Linked DNA regions of Homo sapiens: region 1 is linked to region 2. A link is a loop called in an ENCODE intact Hi-C map of the cell type or tissue named here. Cell type or tissue: GM12878. All regions are shown on one strand.

The links. Hi-C counts contacts between places; a loop is a spot of excess contacts. Peaks named below come from ENCODE experiments on the same cell type or tissue, not always from the same donor. Only the 100,000 strongest peaks of a DNase experiment are listed, where the experiment ranks them.
Region 1: it touches region 2 in a loop (7-fold over the local background); 4 of 110 quality-filtered maps call a loop at or near these places.

The regions. Positions count from the first base shown.
Region 1 is chr1:100,916,329-100,924,328 of GRCh38, reverse strand. It overlaps SLC30A7 (solute carrier family 30 member 7), which reads right to left. Exons shown (of 11, transcript NM_133496.5): 7 at 6,202-6,252; 8 at 2,488-2,623. Among named protein-coding and RNA genes, the nearest start is that of SLC30A7, 24 kb to the right of the region's middle. In GM12878, a CTCF peak has its summit at 3,048 (motif pointing left); no DNase peak of the experiment used is centred here.
Region 2 is chr1:101,434,977-101,442,976 of GRCh38, reverse strand. No RefSeq gene overlaps it. Among named protein-coding and RNA genes, the nearest start is that of LINC01307, 120 kb to the right of the region's middle. RefSeq lists an enhancer at 6,422-6,591. In GM12878, a CTCF peak has its summit at 4,393; DNase peaks (open chromatin) are centred at 4,446 and 6,676; H3K27ac peaks cover 3,900 bases.

The DNA of each region.
Region 1 (8,000 bases), 520 kb after region 2:
CTGATAACATACTCAGGGAACTAAAACTAACTTACTGTGGCTGAAGAGCAAAGTATGAATTGAGAAGTACTGAGAGAGACCAAAGAGGTCAACAAGGTTAATATATCATGAAGCCTGCTAAGGAGTTCAGACCCTATCCTAAGGGTAAGAGTCATTAAAATATTTAAATACTTTTATATGTAATATAATCCTTATTAACAAAAGATAATTTTAGCCAATGTGATGTGTTTAGAGGGAGACAGAAAGGTCAACCTGGAGATTGTTACAGTTTTCCAGGTAAGACATAATTATAGCCAGAATTAGAATAGTAAGAGTGGAGACAAAAGTGAATATTAAGATCCTAGTCTAAGAAGAATTAGAAGCAGTTAAGTGAACACTAAAAGCACAAATAAACAGGTATAGTTGTAACAGTGAATAAATTACCAAAAGTCAGATTTCACAGAATATGGGACATCTAAGCTGAAATTTCAACAAGGTACAGTAAGATTTCCAAAGAAGAAGAAAAGGCATTTCAAACTTTACGAAATCCTTTTATTTTCCTTTTTATATAGAGACAGGATCTCACTCTGTCACCCAGGCTGGAATGCAGTGGCACCATCATAGCTATCTGCAGCCTCAAACTCCTGGGTTCAAGAGATCCTCCGGCCTCAGCATCCCAAGTAGCTGCAACTATAGGTACACAACCACCATGCCCAGCTAATTTTTAAATTTTTTGTAGAAACATGGTTTCACCATGTTGCCCAGGCTGGTCTTATACTCCTGGCCTCAAACAATCCTCCTGTCTCAGCCTCCCAAAATGCTGGAATTATAGTTGTAAAGCACTGTGCTGAGCTTATAACAGACTTTTATATAGCAGAGTTATTTCCCTGTTCAAATAATTTGAAAAAATTAAAAAATAATCTGTATGTTTAAAATGTATATCCTATTTTTTTAGGCAGAAACTTTAAAAAAAAATCTCCATTTATGACTCATCTTACATTATGATTTCATCATACTTTATTAAATCTATTCTAGGCTGGGCGCGGTGGCTCACGCCTGTAATCCCAGCACTTTGGGAGGCCGAGGCGGGCGGATCACGAGGTCAGGAGATCGAGACCATCCTGGCTAACACGGTGAAACCCCGTCTCTACTAAAAATACAAAAAATTAGCCGGGCGAGGTGGCGGGCGCCTGTAGTCCCAGCTACTCGGGAGGCTGAGGCAGGAGAATGGCGTGAACCCCAGGGGGCGGAGCCTGCAGTGAGCCGAGATTGCGCCACTGCACTCCAGCCTGGGCGACAGCGAGACTCCGTCTCAAAAAAAAAAAAAAAAAAAAAAAAAAAAAAATCTATTCTAACAAACTACAAGCTATAAAAATCTTGAGTCTGGCCTCTAGCAGATCTTAGTTATCATTACAAAAAAGTTCCTGACAGTAAAATCACAATGAAAAAATAAAAACAGTCCAGTCAAGACATATACAGTGTATATGTAAATTTTTAAATAACTTTAAAATGGAACATAATGTCTTATCATTATGATAAAAATTAGACCAATAATAAAATGTATCTCAGGATGAGTTAAACTTAAAAGATAACAACTGTACAATCTAATTCAGCAAATATTTATTGAGAATTTATACACCTACACACATTTATCTTTCCATATACATTGTCCCTGTAGTAGGAAATAGAAAGATAAAGAGCTACGAGGCAGATGCTTCCTCAAGAATTTTGTAAGCCAGATGGGAAGACGGACATAATTCATTTCAGGTAGCATTTTTACAAGACTTCTACAATGATAATGTGACTTTATGAATAAAAATGGTTCTAGCAGAGGAGTCTTTGATATTCCTTTGCATTTAATAATGTAAGATGCAGATGTCAAAGGATTAATACACTAACTATAGTGAATATATTTTATATTTCCATTATTTTACTCTATAGATGTAATGTTGCATTCAAGAAAATTACTATTGATTTGAATTATGACCAAAAATTTAACTGCCAAATATCAAAAAGAAACATCAAACTCTAGGTAACAAATACATGGCAAACACAGAAAACATATAAAAATGAAAAGGGTATCTGGCCGGGTGCGGTGGCTCATGCCTGTAATCCCAGCGCTTTCAGAGGCTGAGGCAGGTGGATCACCTGAGGTCAAGAGTTTGAGACCAGCCTGGCCAACATGGTAAAACCCCATCTCTATTAAAAATACAAAAATTAGCTGGGCACTAACGTACAGCTGGTTGCAGTTGTCTGTAATCCCAGCTACTTGAGAGGCTGACGCAGGAGAATTGCTTCAACCCAGGAGGCAGAGATGGCTATGAGCCGAGACAGTGCCACAGCACTCCAGCCTGGGTGACAGAGCGAGACTCTGTCTCAAAAAAAAAAAAAAAAAAAAAGCAAGCAAAGGAAAACCAACATAATTATTTGTATTTTAGACCTATAATTTAAGTAACATATTTCTCTCTCAGTCTCACTTTAATACTTGAAAGTAACAATAACACTTACCTTACAACTATAAGAATGGCTATAAGAATTGAACAGATAGGATCTGCTATCATCAGACCAAAATTTTGCATCATGATGGCAGAAGCAATTACACCAATACTTCCAAGTGTATCTGCTAGGATATGTAAAAATACACCTAGAAATAAACCATAATAAAAATCAAAACAGTCTTTTGGTTAATTTAAAATACGAATATATCCTAGAGCTATACTCTTAATTTTATATATAAAAAACTAGATATCAACTTCAAAAATAAGTAAGCATGTATATTCACCATTTAGTAACCATGTAATAGTACATTTATGAATTAAAATCACTTTTTCTGTTTCAAATCAACAGGGGTTGAAATATCTGACTGGTAATTTATACCTTTTCTTAATGATATAAATGAAGTAGAGAAGCAAGTTGATTTTAAAAATTGTTTGTGAACATTCACCTCTGGCTAACAGGAGTCCAAAAGTCAGTAATTTGTTATGGGATGGAAATTGCATTAGGCTAAAAGAACTGGTCAAGAAAACATTTTTAACTATAGATATACGTACATACAGAGCCCTCTGCTGGTGATTACAATTATTACCATTTGGGACTACAATTTCCCATAAACCATAATTTCACTTATCCTGTTACACTTATTAATTATCCTAAAAGCTCTATCTAAACTGGTTACATACTACACTCAGAGGTGACGTGAAAGCAGGCACTGATTTGAATATTTTTAAATAAATATAAAATACATGTTGAACTTTTAATAATTAAATATTAAATTGGTAGGATACTGATGTTATACTGATATTCTAAAAACTTAGACATAATAACATTTAGTAAGTCAAAGTTGCCCAGAAAACCATTTAAAATGTCAAGAAGTAAGATTTATGTACAATACTTTCTGAAAAAACTCAACTGAGACAAATTATTCAACGTTTAGATCTTTAATACAAAATTTCTATACCACAAACATTCTTTTAAACTTCAATCATGTCTTGCTAAAAATAGAACATTATTCAATACCATCATCTGCCCTATCTGAAAAGAAATAGTTAATGCATAAAAAGCATGTATGTAGTTGAGAAATACTTGATTTTTCTTTTTTAGTATTCACTGCACAATAAAGGGTGAACTGTAATTATTTTTAGGTATATAAATACAAACAAACTCAAGAAATGTTCTAATAACTTAAAAATTGACTGCTAATGAGTCAAATCAAATCTTGTGTTCTGGAAAATTATACTTCATTTTATCTGCCACTGATGGAAATTTATATCAAATATTATATTAAATATAAATCATCCCTCACTACCTACATATAACTTTTCGTTTATATACAGTTTAACTCTATTATTATAACTGTTCTTCAAAAAGAACAGTCCTTTAAGAACAACTTTCTTAAAAATATTTCCAAAAGAAATAAATTTTGTCAGACATACTTATAGAATAAATATTCGGTTCCTATCACGTATTTCAAATAGCAGTGAATTAAATAGGTTAATAATGTTGGGGCCACTTTAACTTTTAAAACTACAACTGGAAAAAAAATACACATCAAAGCAGATTGAAGGTCCCTAACTACAAACTCTTATATATGATACATGCTTTTAAGCCTTTATATTCTTTAATCAGTGTTTTGGTAGAATAAAAAATGAAAATAACTCTAAACATGAAAAGAAAAAGAAAATAATGATTTGTAAGAAAATAATGATTTGTTCTTGATTTTCCTTAGACTGGAAAGTCCCTGGCTACCATTTATTTGCTAACCTGAAAACTGGTTTTATTAGTAAGTGTCATTAAAACTACCTAAAGCCTTCTTACTACATAAACTGTTTAAGAAAAAAATCACTAAGAAAGAAACATAAACTAGGATGTTTAACTTATACAAAGTTAAAAGCCTTAGAAGATGTGGTAGGATACTGATAACCTAACCCCCCAAAACCTTAGTAAGCCAGGAGTCAAGATGTAGCATATAATTGAAAAACATAATTAATTCAAGTTTTTCATGTATGAGTATCTATCTACCTGGTCATTTTACAAGAAGTTTTTAATGCCAGGTAGTTTTCTCTGTTCTTCAGCTATTTACTGGGCTCTTCAGCCACCATAAATTGATAAATATTCAGAAAATATAAATTTATTTTCACAATAACTTATATAAAAGAGAATTAGAAAGGCAAATCTAACTTCCTTTCCTCCAACTTGTGATGACTTTCAAAATTAAATTCTTATTATCAAGGCTAATTTATAGTACTTGATATAGATGCATCATATATGCATGATTATATGTTATTTCAGCAAATGTTATTCTAAAACAATTCCATATCTTTTGTAAATGGAAAACCTGTGATTGGAAGACACATTTAAGCCTTCTGAAAATAAATTTCTCAGTATGAAGGAATATATTCACAGTGAAAAAATAAAAAACGAGAGTTATATAAAGAAATAGTGAAGACAAATAGGTGCAGTTGAGATTGGATCAGAAGCCATTCAGAAAGTCAGACTGAAGTCAAAAGTTAATAAAGGCAAGTAGATAGCTGGGAATTAGGAAACCCTGACAATAAAGTCTAAATGGAAACTCAGAGCCAGAGATTGATTAATAACCTACCGCCCCACCCACAAAAACAAAACAAAACAAAAAAAAATTACTATAATTCATAGACAGGATTTTCTCTGGCATGTAAAACTTTGTAATATACAATTTTACACATGTATTAGCTATTGATGGCCTACAAATATTATGGAGTTCTCACTTTGCATTAAATCTTTAGCTCTAAATTTTCCCACAACATAAAAACATATTAAATATTATTCTTGGAAAAACTACATAATAATCCTGTAAAAGCAAACATACTCCTACAGACAGTCCTCGACTTAAAATGATCAACTTATGACTTTGGCTTCATGATGGTGTGAAAGCAGTATGCATTCAGTAGAAACTATACTTCAAATTTTGAATTTTGATCTTTTCCTGGGCTGGCAATAATGTGCTATGATCATCTCTCATGATGCTGGGCAGCAACAGCAGGCGGCAGCTCCCAGTCAGCCAAGCAATCACAAGGGTAAACAACTGATACTGTACTCTACAGTGGACTGTATTAAATAAATTACATGAGATATTCAACACTTTATTATAAAATAGGCTTTGTGTTAGATGATTTTGCCCAACTGTAGGCTAATGCAAGTGTTCTGAGCACATTTAAGGTAGGCAAGGCAAAACTATGATGTTCGGTAGGTTAGGTGTATTAAATGCATTTTCAACCTACAGTATCTTCAATTTACCACGGGTTTATTAGGACACAACCCCACAGTAAATCAAGAAGCATCTATACAATGTTTATAGTCACAGGCATGGGTATTACTTATATTCAAGCAGAATAGTTTCCGAATCTTTTTGAGATACGAGTCTCATATGTTCCCCAGGGTGGTCTCAAACTCTTGGGCGCAAGCAAGCAATTCTCCTGAGTAGCTGGGATTGTGGGGACATGCCAAGTGCACCCAGCTCTATATTTTGCTTTTATTATCAAATCAGAGAAAACAGTCAAGTGACAATTAAAAGAATGTCTGCTAATATATCTAATAGTATATAAAAAACAATCACTAGAAAGGCTAACACTAAACACAAACACTATGTTTTATATTTTTCTTAAAGGAAAACTTCAGACAACTAAAACTTCAAAACTATAAAAGCAGTTTCAAAAAACTAAGAAACATAAAAATTGCTTGTCATACCTTGTAAAATCTGTCTGCTGGGTCCTGTTGTTTCTTTTAAGGACGGGCCATCTGTAGAGAATTAAGTTATTTTAAAACATGTTTTCAATTCCTCATTCAAGTTTTTACAATTCAGAGTCCTTTTCATTCAAATGCATCATCAAGAATGCATGGCTATATAGCCATATCAAACTTACAAATTTATTTTTTAAATTTAATAAAATAATTGAGTGGAGGTAAATTTAGTGGCAGTAGTTTTAAAATTCATCAAAAGTATGGAGTATTTCAGAAATTATTGTATTAAAAAGATTAAAAGCACAGGAAATTAAAGACATTGTGAAAATCTTCCAGTATTCATAAAATATCTTTTAATACTCTTACAATTGGAAAATTCAGAGAAACCCAAATGTACTGCTTGAAGTTATGAGGTCCAAGAAATGAAGCCAGGATAGAAAGATAACTTGACTATGGTAAACAGTAGTTTTCAACAGCTTCTAGATTAATGTGGCAAACTCTTGATACAGAAGAGATAAAAATAATTTTTTTCATTTTGCTTTTATGATGACAAAATGCTATAATTTCTATCTCTAAACATCTTGAAAATTACTATTCAGCTTTAACATTAAAACAGAAAATATAGGAAAACAAGGCAAAAGATGAGCAATATTTGTTTAAACAGATCATCAGGAAGACTGACAAGCTTTCTGATCACAACTAACAATGTACCTACTATCATCATTTGTTCATGGCCCACAGCACCAAAAAGGTCAAGGTACCCTTATCAGTACAGCTTTGATAGAGCATTATAACAATGTTCTGCAATAATGTAACAAAGAAATATAAAAGCATAACACCATATAATATTTCCTATCTAGATATTGTACTGCTGTATGGGAATGAAGAAGTAGCTACCCTGAAAAATCCAGCTGATAGCCAAAAGTGTAAGAGATATGCAGTTTTTCAACATTATTTTGGGATGCATGTGAGCAAAAAAGTTGGAAAAGCAAGGTTTTAAAGCATACCAGTGTAACTGTTATAAAAATACAGGATATTTTAGAGACTGACACAGGCAACAGGCAAAAATAGACAAGAAGGATTACATCAAATTAAAAAGCTTCTGCAAGGCAAAGGAACCAAATAACAAAATGAAAAGGCAACTTACAGAATGACAGAAAATATTTGCAAACTATGTATCTGATAAAATATATACAGAACTCACAATCAACAGCAAAGGTAAATAAATAACCTGATTTTAAAATGGTCAAAGAGTTACAGAACGACAAACATTGCATGTTCTCACTTATTTGTGGAGTACAAAAATTCAAAACAATTAAACTCATGGAAGCAGAGAGTAGAAGGATGGTTACCAGAGGCTGGGAAGGGTAGTGTGGTGCTGCAGGAGTGAGGATGGTTAATGGGTACAAAAAAAAAAAAAAAAAAAAAAGAATGAATGAATAAGATTTACTATTTGATAGCACAACAGGGTGACTACAGTCAATATTAATTGTACCTTTCAAAATAACTAAAAGAGTGTAACTGGATTGTTTGTAATACAAAGGATAAATGCCTGAGGAGAAGGATACCTCATCTCCATGATGTGATTATTTCACACTGCATGCCTGTATCAAAACATCTCATGTACCCCATAACAATATACACCTACTGGTTGGGCACAGTGGCTCACACCTGTAATCTCAGCAGTTCGGGAGGCCAAGGCAGGTGGATCACGATGTCAGGAGATTGAGACCATCCTGGCTAACACGGTGAAACCTCGTCTCTACTAAAAATACAAAAAGTTAGCTGGGTGTGGTGGCACACGC
Region 2 (8,000 bases):
CTAAATTGATCGAGACCTGTCTCAGGTACTTTTTGGCTTACAGTTAACAACTCAAAGGAGTCTCAGAGTAAGAGATGATATTGTCTCTTAGGTCAGTCATCCCAGATGCCTGAAAGGGTGAGGTTGAATATTTACTGAGGCCACTCCTGCTTTTGGGACCTGACAAGACTGACAGGAAACCTGCAAACCTGGTTGATCTCATCCTGGGAGATACTCACACAATCTGATTAACTGGACTAATTATTAATGATTGTGTATATATATATTTTTGATGTAAAGGATCCATGGTTGAAAACCAGGGTCTGGCCTGTGGTGTTATGATATATATTGGTTTTCATCCATGGTTCCTTGTTCATAACTCCCAGAGCCCTTGTCACAGTCTTCTGTCACAATGTTGGGGGTGTTAGGCCTCAGGCGCAGGCCTCAGGAAATAGAATCTTTCTTCTGCTCTCCTTTCACCTGCTCCAAGGCAGGACTCTAATGTTCCCCCATCTTTCTGATTGTGGGTCTTAAGACCCTCCCAGGAGAGAATCCCACCCTGTACCCTAGGGGGAGGAATGCTGACATCATGGAGCTTCCATAAAAACCCAAGAGGGCAGAGTCAGCGAGCTACCAAGCTGAACTCTGAACGTGTGGAGGTCCCTGAAGGGCGGCACATCCAGGGAGGACGTGAAAACTCCCTGCCCCTTCCCCCATACCTCACGCTACATGTCACTCCTTCTTCTGTATCCTTCGCAATATCCTTTATAATAAACCAGTACATGTAAAAAAGAAAAAAAAAGAAAGAGGCCGGGCGTGGTGGCTCATGCCTGTAATCCCAGCATTTTGGGAGACCAAGGCGGGTAGATCACGCGGTCAGGAGCTCGAGACCAGCCTGGCTAACATAGTGAAACCCCGTCTCTACTAAAAATACAAAAATTAGCCAGGCGTGACGGTGGGTGCCTGTAATCCCACCTACCCAGGAGGCTGAGGCAGGAGAATCACTTGAACCTGGGAGGCGGAGGTTGCAGTGAGCTGGGATTGTGCCATTGCACTCCAGCCCAGGGGACAGTGCGAGACTCCGACTCAAAAAAAAAAAGAAAGAAAGAAGAAAAGAAGAAAGGAAGAGAGAGAGAAAGAGAAAGAAAGAAAGAAAGGAAGAAAGAAAGAAAGAGAAAGGAAGGAAGGAAGGAAGGAAGGAAAGAAAGAAAAAGAAAAAGAAAGAAAAAGAAAGAAAAGAAAGAAAGAAAGAAAGAAAGAAAGAAAGAAAGAAAGAAAGAAAGAAAGAAAAGAAAGAAAGAAAGAAAGAAAAAGAAAAAGAAAGGGCTATGTTTGTATAAACATGTTTTTAAAATTATCACATTATTTGCTAATATAAACTTAGTATACATAATATATTTATGAAAATAAACTACAAGGAAATCAACTTTTGTGTTGTTAGGATGAATCTCTAGCTATTGAATCCCTGAAACCTTAAGAAGCAAATTTTTGGAGGCCAGTCAAGTCCTCTATGTGAATCCCCAGGACTGGCTTAAGGAGCTTTCACCCTGAGAAGTCATTTAACTGAGAGCATGGAGAGGGTAGTGGAAACGACTCAGGCATTGTCACCAAACCAACCTGGGCTTTCATCCCGCACACCCTGTACTATCTGTGAGAAGCCAAGAAATTGACACAATTTTTCAGAGCTTGTTTCCTCAGACGTTACCAATAAAATGGGAGAAAAAAAAAACTCCTTGGGATTATTAGAAAATCAATGACATATAATGTGCAGTAGAACACAGCAAAGCACTGGACCAGAGTGAATAATAAATAATAAATAGAGTTGTCTGTCCTTGCCTTTCTTTTAACCAGCCTTCCAACCTCACAGATATGACTATACCAGCTCATATTGGATCACATGCTCCACATAAAATACTCTGTGTCTGTATATGCAGGACTATGAAAAAGGTATGCTTTGTGCATATGTTTGATGCCCTTAATTGCAGCTTCTTCCAGACTGCTTCTTATTTTCTCCCACCTTCTAATCTGGCAGTACTTTAGAGGGTTCAAATTGGCTCTGACCCTAAAATAACTTACTTTTGCTTCTGATAGTCCATAACAAGAAACATTTTTATGGAATATAATGGAGAGCTGGCAGCAGGCTGAGAATCTAACACAAGACTTTAAATGCTGCAGTTATCCATCAGTCACACTATAGAGCAGGTCACGCATAATAAACAGCTGCTTTATTAGGTTGATGGAGTATGCAGCAAATACAAAATGACGGAAAGCAGCTACAGACCAGAAGCTGAGAAGTCGCAGGAAAATGTGCTGGTGTGGGCCAATTCATGGATGCCATTGACAATCATGCCAGAGATCAGTTCTGACCAGCACACATTTCTATACTGGGAAGCCCCGGGACATTCCAAGCGCAAGAGCCAACCATCCCTGCAGGGAGGACAACCAGTATCCAGACCAAACTCTTCTGTCAGTTGGCTGCAAAATCTACTTTTCTCAATACTGAGATGCTACTAAATAAACATGTAACATGAATAAAGATAAACTATTAAAAGCTTATTTTCATGTTAAATTAGCAAGGATATTTGGGGATTTGTTTCATGGCTTTAATCCAGGCATATTCCTCCCTCATCTTTTTTTGAAATAGACTCAAGTTCTGTTTCTGACTTTATCCTGGGAGCATTTGTTTGTGACATGCAGAAAATGGGAACTGAATAGCCAGCAAGCCAAAAAGGGCAGACGATGCAAAGTCTATAAGGCAAAATGGAATGTGGGGAACAATTAGACGGCTCAAACTCTTCTCCTTCTGAGCACCACTGCATTTCCTTTTATTCATATTGTTTTACTAACCATCCCCCACCCCATAGGAGGAAAGGGATCAAAAGCTCATCAGCTATGCTAGCTTGAGAGTTGTAATCCCGACAAGCCAGCTAAAAAGTACACAAGTTTTTAAGTATATGCAAATGTGCACTGGTTCCTCTACTAATCTTATTTTGCCTTCTTTTTTAAGAATACTTTTTGGTTTTTTTTCAGACAGGGTCTTGCTCTGTCACCCAGGCTGGAATGCAGCAGTGGGATCTCTGCTCACTGCAACCTCCACCTCTAGGGTTCAAGCAATTCTCCTGCCTCAGCCTCCTGAGTAGCCGAGATTACAGGCGGATGCCACCACACCCAGCTAATGTTTTTGTATTTTTAGTAGAGATGGGGTTTCACTATGTTGGCCAGACTGGTCTTAAACTCCTGACCTCAAGTGATCCACCCACCTCGACCTCCCAAATTGCTGGGATTACAGGTGTGAGCCACCACGTCCAGCCTAGAATATAATTTTTTAATGTGATTCCATTTTATACTATGCCATTGTGACTTTGTGATCCATAAGGATGTCACAGAAAAACATACTATTGAAATCATGAGATTATAAGAGTATATGCTTAAGACTACGTCCAGCCAAATTACAGTTGATCATTTCATGGGGGAAAAAAAAAGAAAGCTTTTGCTCGTTGATCTATGCTTTTTCCATCTTAAAATTCCTTATGTTAGTATTTCAAGTCAATTTTTGTTTCCCTGCATAATCCAAGCAATTGCCACAATTTTCCATTTTACTTTGCAAATATTCATACATCAGGCATAACATTTTGCAATGATCTATCACAACCAGTTAAGTCTGTCTCTATAAACAGTAACTTTATTTTCTGAACCAAAAACAGGCCACCTGGGCTGCTGGGAGGGCAGAGTGCTTTACACCCAGCCTGTATCCCTGATTCACTCCCTTCTCCATCAAATAAGTATTCAAAACTGCCACTAGTGTTATCTTTCTAAACTGGAAATCAAATCAAGTCACTCCCATGCTTCAAACCTCTTGATGTCTTCTCTTTTTCTGTAAGATAAAATCTAAACTTCTTGGTTGAACAAGCAAACCCCCAAATAGCCAGGCTCAAGCCATCTCTTTCTGAAAAGAGAATCCACTTCATAAGCCCTTCCATCCAGCCATTCTCAACTTCTTGCCCTGGCTTAACGCAGCCTTTTCCAGATTTCATATCTTTGTACCGGCTATTCTTTCTGTGGAAATATTCTTACTCACTCCCAGTCCCCCTCACCCCCACCCATACACACACTCACTTCTACTTATTCTTCAAGACAGATTCCAATGTCTCCTCAGGGTATCTTTCCAAGACTTTCCCAGGCAGTTAGTTGTTTCTTAACAAGTTATTTGTGCCTATATCAAAGCACTCACAACATTTTATATCAATTTATCTATTTATACATTTATGTCTCCTTCTAAGCTATAGCTCTCTACAGTTTTAAGTAGACTATTTTGATGGATAACTCCAAATTGTAACTGTCTGCTGGAAGCTGGAGACTATTTTTGCCTCAGGCTCATGAGGTGAGTTCTATCAGGATCAAGGCTACCACGTGGGGGAGATGTTGTAAAGAGAGTACCAGCACTGGGGCAGGGAAGGGACGAAACAGTGATCTTTAATAATTCTTTGATAACTTTAATTTTTTAATGACTCTTCCACACCTAAGATGATGAGCGTAGGACAATAGAAATAGCCTCACAACAATCTTTTTGGTTCATCAGTAACCAGCAGCCATAAGCCAGGGCTGCCATAAGGCTTCACTACAGAGAAAGGCAGCATACTTCTAGCTAATTTATTAAGTTGAGACTCCACATTAGACACAGTCTGGGGTTAATAGCTGTGATTTTTCTATCTCTAAAAAGCTAATTACAAAGACCTATCATTCCCATTTTTGTTGGTAACTAAAGCAGTTCAAGAGGTATGCCTATTGGGGAAGTAGGAGAAGTTAGAGAGGCTTAATTGGGATAGTTGCTAATTCCAAAGAAGAGGAAACATAATAACAAAAATGCTTTTTTTTTCATTACAAAGAAGTTCTCTTTGAACTACAAATATAAGCTCTAGACAAAATGCATTGGCCCAAATATTTAGATTCCTGCTGACAGTCAGAGTCAGTGGTGGACTGATGTCATGCCAACGGACATGCAGTGTGAGCCTTTAACTTAAGAGTGCTAGGGCTAATTAGACAGGAAAATTACACCATGCCACATCCAGTTCTGGAATGTGTATTTCCACTACAGAATAGATAACAACAATGTGTAGCAGTACATCTCACATCTTCAGACTTGATCTAAGACAAAGAACAAAATACTTCAGGAATAATTCCTGAAGAACAGAATGGGATTCAGCCTTTTTTGCCTCTTCACAAACCCTTAAAAACAAAAAAGGCAAGCAAATCTTTTTTATATCTTAATTTTCTTCCACTTTATTCACAAGTTATTTTTTCCCCTTCCTCCTATGGGGTGGGGGATGGTTAGTAAAACAATATGAATAAAAGTAAGCCTCCTCTGTTGAGTTTCTGGTATAGGTGCAGAACAGTGCCAGCCTCTGTTCCTGGTAGCTAGACACTGTGCCTAGTGTGGAAACTCCACACATGCACTCTCCAGTGTCTGGGAAAGATGCCTCCAGCTGACATAGACCAGTCCCTGCCTTGCCCAGAGTCTGAAGCCAGTTTTATCCTGAGTACCTCTCCTCACACCGTGGGAATTCTGATTTTATTTGGTTCTAAACCCCAGTTCGCTGCTAGCTGGAAAGACAAGAACTAGAATCCTGTGCCTCCTCTCCATCTTTAGGAACCTCTACACACTGCAGAGTTGCTAACACAGTTTTCCTAGAAGCAATCATCTAAACCAAACCTATGTCACCAAAAAAGCAGAGCAAAGGCTGGGTGCAGTGGCTCTCACCTGTAATCCCAGCAGTTTGGAAGCCAAAGGTGGGAGGATTTCTTGAGCCCAGGAGTTCAACACCAACCTGGACAACATAGCAAGACCCTGTCTCTAGAAAAAAATACAAAAATTAGCCAGGTGTGGTGGTGCATGCTTGGGCACCAGCTTCTTGGTGAGGCTGAGGTGGGAGGATTGCTTGAACCCAGGAGTTCGAGGCTGCAGTGAGCTATGATCATGCTACCGCACTGAACCTGGGCAGCAGAGCAAGCCCCTGTCTCAGAAAAAAAACAAATTCTTACAACCCCAATAATAAAAAGATAAATAACCCATTTTCTAAAAAAAAAAAAAAAGCAAAGCAAAGAGATAATCAGAAAATAAGTATCTAGAAGAAGGGAAGTATCCAAGAGCAGTGTTCATAGCATCTGATGAGAATTTCTTGTCATCTCCAGTCAAAATTTTAAAAATAACAGCTCCATCACAAAATTATTGTCTTTCCTTATCAGTACATTTGGAAAAACTAACAGACCTTGGTCCCAAGATGTTCATTCAACTGTGGAATTCAGTTCATCAGAATCTCTACAATTTATGTTTTCTAACTATCTCTTTCTAGAATCATCAAAAGTAATTTAGTGCTGATATATGAACCAAATGAAAGTTGTTCTGAGACAACTATTACTCAGGTCAAATTACTTTAATGTCAACTATGTTAATAATAATAGCTTTTCAAGAAATCCTTTATGGAACAAATGACCTTCAGTTTTTGCTCATTGTTCCACTGAAACAACTGAAACACAAGTGAAATATACAGAGAAAGCTCTACAGATCATAGCACCATCTGCATCTCATGCCCATCCTGTTTCACTTCCTTCTCAAAATTATGGTTCTGCTTGACTTTTCCTAGTGATAAAAGTTAAAATAAAACCTGAAAATAAAATATGTAAACCCACGATTATTTATAGTTGCCCAATTTCTTATGACACAGATTTGATCCAGTTCTGCATGACTAAGAAAATTAAGCATGAAACATCTCTTTCAACAGACTTCTCAAGCACTGAGATGCTTTGCGGCAATTCGACACGTGTGTTGGTAGGAAACAAGAAATACAAAGATAGATGGCATCATCTGAAAAGAAAAAAGTGAGGGCCTAGGTCTATGGAGGCAGTTTAATCACTTGCAAGCAGTTTATCATTCAACATAATAACACAGGCCCTAAAAAGCCTGCTCTGACACTCTCATTTGTCCTGTGATAGACTGCTCACTGCATGGGAATTTAATATCCCCAATGCAATCAAACTTTGTGGTGCACAGAATTTGTCCATCATCTATAAGCTAGAAGTCACAATACAACTCACTTCACTCACCAGGGCAGGATGCTGCAAGGGGCCACAGTCTGTCACTGACAGGTTGGTTCTCAACCCAGCTCCCACATAAGACTCATTTGTGAATGCCCAGACCCCACCTCAGAATGTATGAAGCCAGAGCATGGACATTTTTTTTCTCAAAGCAGGTGATTCTATCATAGAGCTTTGTTGAGAATCATAAGGATTCAACATTTGACCTTTCAGCATGATTGCTGGTGGTGTTTTGAAATTTGGTTCAAGGGCAGAGAATACACTACCTTCCAGAAAACTAAAGCAGCCTCATTTGTGAGGCTACATAATAGTTTTCCTTGTAGGTGGGCAGCCCTCAGGGAGTTCTCTGATGGGGTATAAATCTCGTTTTCCATAGAAACAAGCAGATCTCCTGGCTGTTCTGTTCCTGATTAGCCTGGCACAAAAATCTCATGTCCCAGGCAAAGTAGATGTTATTATCATTAGTTTATAAAGAAATGGAAAATCTGAAAGGTAAAATGGCTTGCCTAGTTTCATATTGCTGGCTGAAAATTGGCTGGCTCAAAGCAAAGATTACAATTTTCTATCTCTAAGTTTTTTCCTGATCTTAAAATGTATTGTCTACTGTGTTATCTTCCCATATGAATTAAATTTCAGGTTTAGGAAAATAGGATGTACTCTTTAAAAATAAAATAAAAAAATTTATTTTAGAGTTTATTTTGGAGCAACGATTTTCAAAGTGTAATCCCTGAACCAGCAATATGAGGATCACTTGGGAATTTATTAGAAATGCAAATTCTCATTCGGACCTAGAGAATCAGAAGGTCTGGGGATGGGGCCAGCTCACCAGGTGATTTACATGCCTCCTAAGGTTGGAAAACAACTGTTTCTAACAAAAGCTAAACTGTTAAACTGTAAGCATTTTCCCCAAAACGTTGTTGAAGTAGAAC